Regions from separate parts of the Homo sapiens genome. Here region 1 is linked to region 2. Evidence: chromatin contacts called from ENCODE Hi-C or POLR2A ChIA-PET data. All regions are on one chromosome and are shown on one strand. Each heading gives the region's core, a stretch centred on a gene start or an enhancer-like site at or near the end of the contact. The rest is flanking DNA. Distances are from core to core; before and after follow the strand shown. Region 1 overlaps KLF7 (KLF transcription factor 7). Region 2 overlaps LOC105373851 (a long non-coding RNA gene).

Region 1 (2,877 bases), core at 96-2,595, 240 kb before region 2:
CTGTGAGAAAGCTAGGGGAGGAAGGACTCAGTAAACAAGTCCAAGTACTCCACCTTTGTGGAATCTCTCCTCCCCACCCCTGGCTTTTATTCTCATTACTACCAACCTTGTCGTGTACAAGACCCTGAATGCTTCACCAAATGCAACCAACAGCAGCCCTTCTCTGTTTCGAGGGATCTCCTCCCTGTTGCTGCATCGCATCAGGATCACCTGAGGCACTTATTAAAAATGCAGATTCCGAGTTCCCATCTCAGACCTTGCGTATCAGAATCTGTTTTTAGCATCTCTGTTTATGGGTTCAGGAATCTGAAGAAATGACATTTAAGCTGAGATACGAAGGAGGAGTTAACCAGGTGCAGTGGGAAGAAAGCTCTGCAGATTTAAAAAGCAGCACATACCAAGGCCCTGGGAGCAGAAGCAGCTTGGTGCTTTTCAGAAACAGTCATAAAACCAAAAGGCTCAAAGAAGCCTTCTTCTCTGATCCCCACCCCACCCCCAAACTTAATAGAACGTTTGGAGCCTCTCTCACTGGCCAGGATGTGAATTTTGTGAGGGCAGGGGCCACATTTGACTTGTTCGCCACTTTATCCACAGTGGCTAGCACAAACGTTATACACAGTAGATGCTCAGATAATACACTTATTTACATATAGGACCCATAAAAGTGCCATTAAGAAACACAAAATAATATTTCTCTTTAAATTGTTCTCATCCCCTATATCCATCTCTCTTTCCATAAGCAGTCCTCTAGCAACAGTGGTTCTCAAACTTATTAGAATTCCCTAAAGGGCTTGTTTAAAACACAGGTTAGTGAACCCCACCCTGAGAAGTTCTGATTCAGTAGGTCTGATTCACAAGGGGAGGGCCCAAGAATCTGCATTTCTAACAAATTCCCAGCTGATGCTGATGCTGCTGCTCCAGAGACCATACCTCAAGAACCATTGCTGTAGTGGGGAAATAAAATGAACTCAGCATCAAAAAATAGATTATTCTAGTTCTGGCTCTGCCACATAATAGCAATGTGGCCTTGTAAAGGTATTTAATAACTTCTTTGGGGACTTATGGCTCTTAACTGTGTGGGGAAGGAATTAAAAAAAAAAAACTGTCCCACTTCCCTATACTCATGAAGATTCGATGGAACCTAGTACCTGAAAGTGACTGGTCAGTTACAAAGTCCCAAATGAATAAAAAGTGTTATTAACGGTGTTTGTTATTAAAGTTGCTATTCATAGTGGTGATATCAACAGGGAGTTTACAGACACACAGGAAGCCAGAGAGAGATGTGGAAACAGAGAACTTTGTCACCTGTATGTCCAGGGCAAAGGCACAGGGCTTCTCTATAAGACTCAAACTGGAGCCCAGCCTGCCCCGTGGAGCACAGCCATGGAAATACACGGGACTAAAGAAATCCTTTGGGGTCATGTGCCATTTTTAACAACTGTTAACTTTTTCTAAAATGTTTCTTTTGAGACAAAGTGTTAGATTCTTGGTGAATTTGTTTGAAATGTTGGAGGAAGACTGTGTTGGTCATGAAAATTACTTACCAACCCAGATGCTGAAACAAATTTAGCTGTTGAAAATTAAAGAATTTTTGTAATGTGTAATTTGTTATTCCAATACATGTGTTTTCAAATACTGTACCATGTTTCTCATAACCCAAGGAATGCCATAAAATTATTTTTTATTTAATTAAAAATGTATGCAGTCTTCTAGTAGTTTCTAGTGGGCTGAGTGAGGTTTAGCCAACAAACACCACTGCTCCCCACCACCCCGACACAAGGCAAAACAAAAACTCATAACTGTTTAGGTATTACTATAATTTTCAAAAGACTGTAAACTCACTTAAGAATTTAGACCTCAACAACACTTATACCTGAAGCTGTATGTTCTCAAGTTTTGAAACAGGTAAGCATGATCATTTGGGGAAACTATATTTATTATTTTTTTTAAGCAACAAGTTTAATTTGCTTGCCTTTTTTGTCCATTTTACTTTGTTTTTGTTCTTTTTGTTTTTCAAGGTTAACTTCAAAAATTATTTTTATCAGCTTTTTTGGAGTTAAATCCAAATAAAACTTAATGTCATCTTGGAAATTTAAATATATTTTGGTGATTACCAGTTACAATAAAGTTAAAAGCTAGGTATATACTAAATTTGAAGAAAAATGTTATTAAAACATTAATCTTTCCCTTTCAAGATGACAACTACACCAAGTGAATCTGTTTGAAACTCATTTGTAGAACATTTTCTTTCCATTTAGCAGCAATGTTATCACTCTGTAAGTCAAGTTCTCACAATTCAATTTGATGTATTAAATAGAAATTTGATTATTAAAAAACGTCAATTTTAAACTCACCTTTGGTCAACCTTTGCTTTTTGTTTTCAAATGTAAAGATCACCATACAGCAGAGAACGTATACAGGAACAGACTCTTACTACAATGACCAAGCTATTATTATTATTATTATTTTCCTTAGAGACAGAGTCTCACTCTGTTGCCCAGACTGGAGTGCAGGGGTGCAATCACAACTCACTGCAACTTTGAACTCCTGAGTTCAGCCTCCCAAAGTAGCTGGGACTACAGGCTCTGGTGCCACCACACTTGGCTAATTTTTTTTTTTTTTTTTTTTTTGTAGAGACGATGCCTCCCAATGCTGCACAGGCCGGTCTTGAACTCCTGGCCTGAAGTGATCCCCCGACCTCAGCCTCCCAAAGCACTAAGATTACAGATATGAGCCACTGTGTCTATTCCCAAACTATTAATTTTTGAATCACCTTAAAAGATTTTCAGAATGAAGAGAAAAAAAATCACTTTTACTCCAAACAACACGTTCCAAGCATGGGTAATATCAAGGCATCACTCTGAAAGTGATACCACT
Region 2 (2,997 bases), core at 251-2,750:
TATATACTGGCAGTAAACAGATAGATAATATAAAGCAAAAGAAAAGCTATTCAAATAGCGACAAATATAAAATATTTATAAACTCAATAAGAAATGTATTAAAAGTTTTAAAACCTTGATTGGGGGATATATTTTTAATAATTAAGAGGAAGAGTTATATTTTTATTAGATGGAAAAATTCAACATAAAGATGCCAAGGCTCCTCAAACTTACTGAAATAATTCTGTCTAAAGATCCAACGGGACGTTTCTTGAAGGTCATTAGAATGAACACTGACGAATTGCTAAGCTTAGTGCTTATCTTATTAAAAACATTCAAAACTATAAACAGGAAAACTAGCAAAATGCAAATGTTCTTAGGGATCAGCCTCGTCAGATATCAGAACCTATTGTAAAAACTGAAACTGTGTTTGATGTAAATATAAAAATATAAAGAAAAAGAAAATAATGAAATCCCCTGAAACAGACCCTGTTATATACATATGTGTCACATTTTATAGATGGCCTCATAGTTCACAAAGTTTTCCACTTGCATTATCTTTTATGCTTCAGAATCATGCTAGGAATCAAGTCGTATTATTACCCTCAGTCTTAGTTCTGAAGAAACTGACACTCAGAAGTGGCTTGACCAACATAATAAAACTAAGATAAACCCAGACTTGAACCTAGATTTTCTGACTTCTCTTACCAGGCATCTTTTCACTACATCAATCTCACAATACATTGGAGAATATACTTTTTTTAACCATACTGAAATTAGGGGAAAAAATGTTTCGACCTGCCCTTACACCATGTACTCCTGCTAACAATAAACAAACAAAATCCTGTAGTTGTTTGATGAAACATAGAGATATGACACTGAACTAGGGTCTGTGTCTGTGGTTGTCCCTCACTGAGTCCACTCACAAAGTACGAAGCTACAATGCTTCCTATTCACCTCCTCCCACCCCCACCCCCACCCTATCACCCCCATCCACCCCAGATGAATTACTTATTGTCACTAAGACGTAGCAGTGCCCAAAGTGAAATTGAAACTCTCCAGCAAATTACTGTTAAAAGAAAGTATAGTCAGTCTGTTTCTGGGGAGGGGTTGGATAATTAGAGAGCAACTAATTAGGAGCATACAGTTAAGAGTAAGGACAAACAGAAAGAAGAAAAGGAGTAAGCAACTCATACATAGTGCAGACCCACTATGTGGGAAAACCACTCATCTCTGACATTGTAGCAAAAAAGCAGCTGTCAACAATAAACATAAATGCTAGCCTTAGCTGAATGGGCACAGCTGTGTTCCAATAAAACTTTATTTCCATAACAGGCAGCAGGCAGACTATACATTGATGACTCCTGTACTAAGCAATTTAAGATAGTTTTTCCATTCAATTATCCTAAAAAAAAAACCCCTTTAGATAAGAAATCAGAGGTTACTCAACATGACCACCTGACATTAAGATGGATACAAGTATTTGCCTCAGTAAGTGGCAGAGCTGAAATCTGAACTCAGGTCTTGTGACTCCCAAGCTGGGAAGCTGGAAAGTGTGTAGTCTTCTGATAGGGCAGCCTCCTGTGACTCAGAGGTTTAACTGGATTTTATGGGTGTGAAGTCTCAGCAGGTAGAAGAGGCCTGAACAGGCTGCATCTAATGAACTAGACATGTGTTGCACTGAACCAGGCTGGGAGTACGTGGGTGATCTCTGTTGCAATCATTTAACAAAGTAGGGAGGTATAGACATGCCCATTCACCTCAGACACACCCCTCGCCTCCGAGACATCAAATCCGCTCCTCCTAACACACAGCAGGGTGCAGTTGTGGTCAGAAGTGAGTGGGAGAAGGAGGGTAGGCAGATGGGTGGCTGTTTATGGAAACCAGGAAATCCCAAAAAATAAAGTCATCTAGAGCAATTCAGGCAACTTCTTTGAGTCCAAGCTTTCCTTTCTGTGGAATAGAAATGTCTGTCCTCTTTCTTTTCTTTTTTTTTAGCAAGATGTCAGAATAATACAATAGGAAAAAAAAAAAAAACTCTGTGTAAAGTTCATTGGGCACCTCAGGGATACATGTCATTTGATGACATAGTCTCATTGTCACCTGACGCCCCATGACTTCAGCTGGCTCCAGAGTCTGCATGTAGCTTTCTGTGGGGAACTCTGCCATCTTTACATTTAACACATCTCTGCTGACAGACCAGCACTATTGAGCTGGTGCTTTGACAACCACGTCGACAAGAGACCAGGAGAGATGCCATGTAAAGGTGAAAGGACAGTGACTAAGGGGAGCAAATGAGCTTTTAAACGAGCCTGACACCATCCAGCTAGTTTTCATACTCCCTCCTGTGAAAAATCTTGACATATTGGTACATTGCTATGAGTTATTTATTTATATCGGTGTATAGTGGCCTAATATTATTTGCTCTTGCAGAGTGTTATCTAGGACTACAAACTTATTTTATTTTAAGCTCAATGACATTTCATCAACAGTTAACACAGCGTGAGTAGCTAAAAGTCACTTCAGGACAGTACATGAGGCCTCTCAGATGTTGTTGCTTTATTGCTTGACTGGATAGTTCTCTGGCTTTCTCTACTTTTGATGGTTTCTGTTTTTACCCAGCTTTGTCTGTTTTGAGCTGTATTTTTTCAGTCCATTATTACATATTATATTATTTATTTCACCACAAGATTTATTTATTATCTGCAGTAATGAAAACTAATTTGTTTCATTTGCCCATGTTAGCTATGCCTAAAAGGGAAAACAATTCTCTCTTGGTCATACAGAGAGGGGTAGAATGGAAAGGAGATGGGTACAGTCACTGAGGAGTCTCTAAGAGGATTCCATCCTGGAGAACCCCTGCTCTGGGCTTGGAGAACTGGGCTCAAACAAGGCAGGGTTCATGTCAAACCCCTGGCAAATTCTCTCAATTTGGGACTGAGTCTCTCATGGTGCCTAGACTTTGGTAATGCTTTCTGGAAACTCAGAAACTGTTGGTCCTAATCTCAATTCAGCTAT

Evidence for each region. A loop is a pair of places that touch in the nucleus more often than their neighbours do. ChIA-PET counts read pairs that join two places held with the same protein, here RNA polymerase II (POLR2A). Pooled maps may share reads with other maps.
Region 1: a loop to region 2 is called in a map of heart left ventricle, with 2.4 times the contacts of the local background. The contact joins two enhancer-like sites. A Hi-C loop is called at or near these places in 2 of 168 maps with a recorded cell type or tissue (cardiac septum and heart left ventricle) and 5 of 50 pooled maps. POLR2A ChIA-PET finds 5 or more read pairs at or near these places in 3 of 52 experiments (activated CD4-positive, alpha-beta T cell, activated T-cell and naive thymus-derived CD8-positive, alpha-beta T cell).

What each region holds. Positions count from the first base shown.
Region 1 is chr2:207,096,171-207,099,047 of GRCh38, forward strand. All of the region lies in intron 2 of KLF7 (KLF transcription factor 7), which reads right to left. Among named protein-coding and RNA genes, the nearest start is that of MIR2355, 12 kb to the right of the region's middle. Within about 2 kb of position 1,346, at least 2 of the 41 ENCODE cell types and tissues checked have a DNase peak (open chromatin) inside an H3K27ac peak, as active enhancers do.
Region 2 is chr2:207,336,336-207,339,332 of GRCh38, forward strand. The region is part of intron 1 of LOC105373851 (a long non-coding RNA gene); the gene reads left to right. Among named protein-coding and RNA genes, the nearest start is that of MIR1302-4, 68 kb to the left of the region's middle. Within about 2 kb of position 1,501, at least 4 of the 41 ENCODE cell types and tissues checked have a DNase peak (open chromatin) inside an H3K27ac peak, as active enhancers do.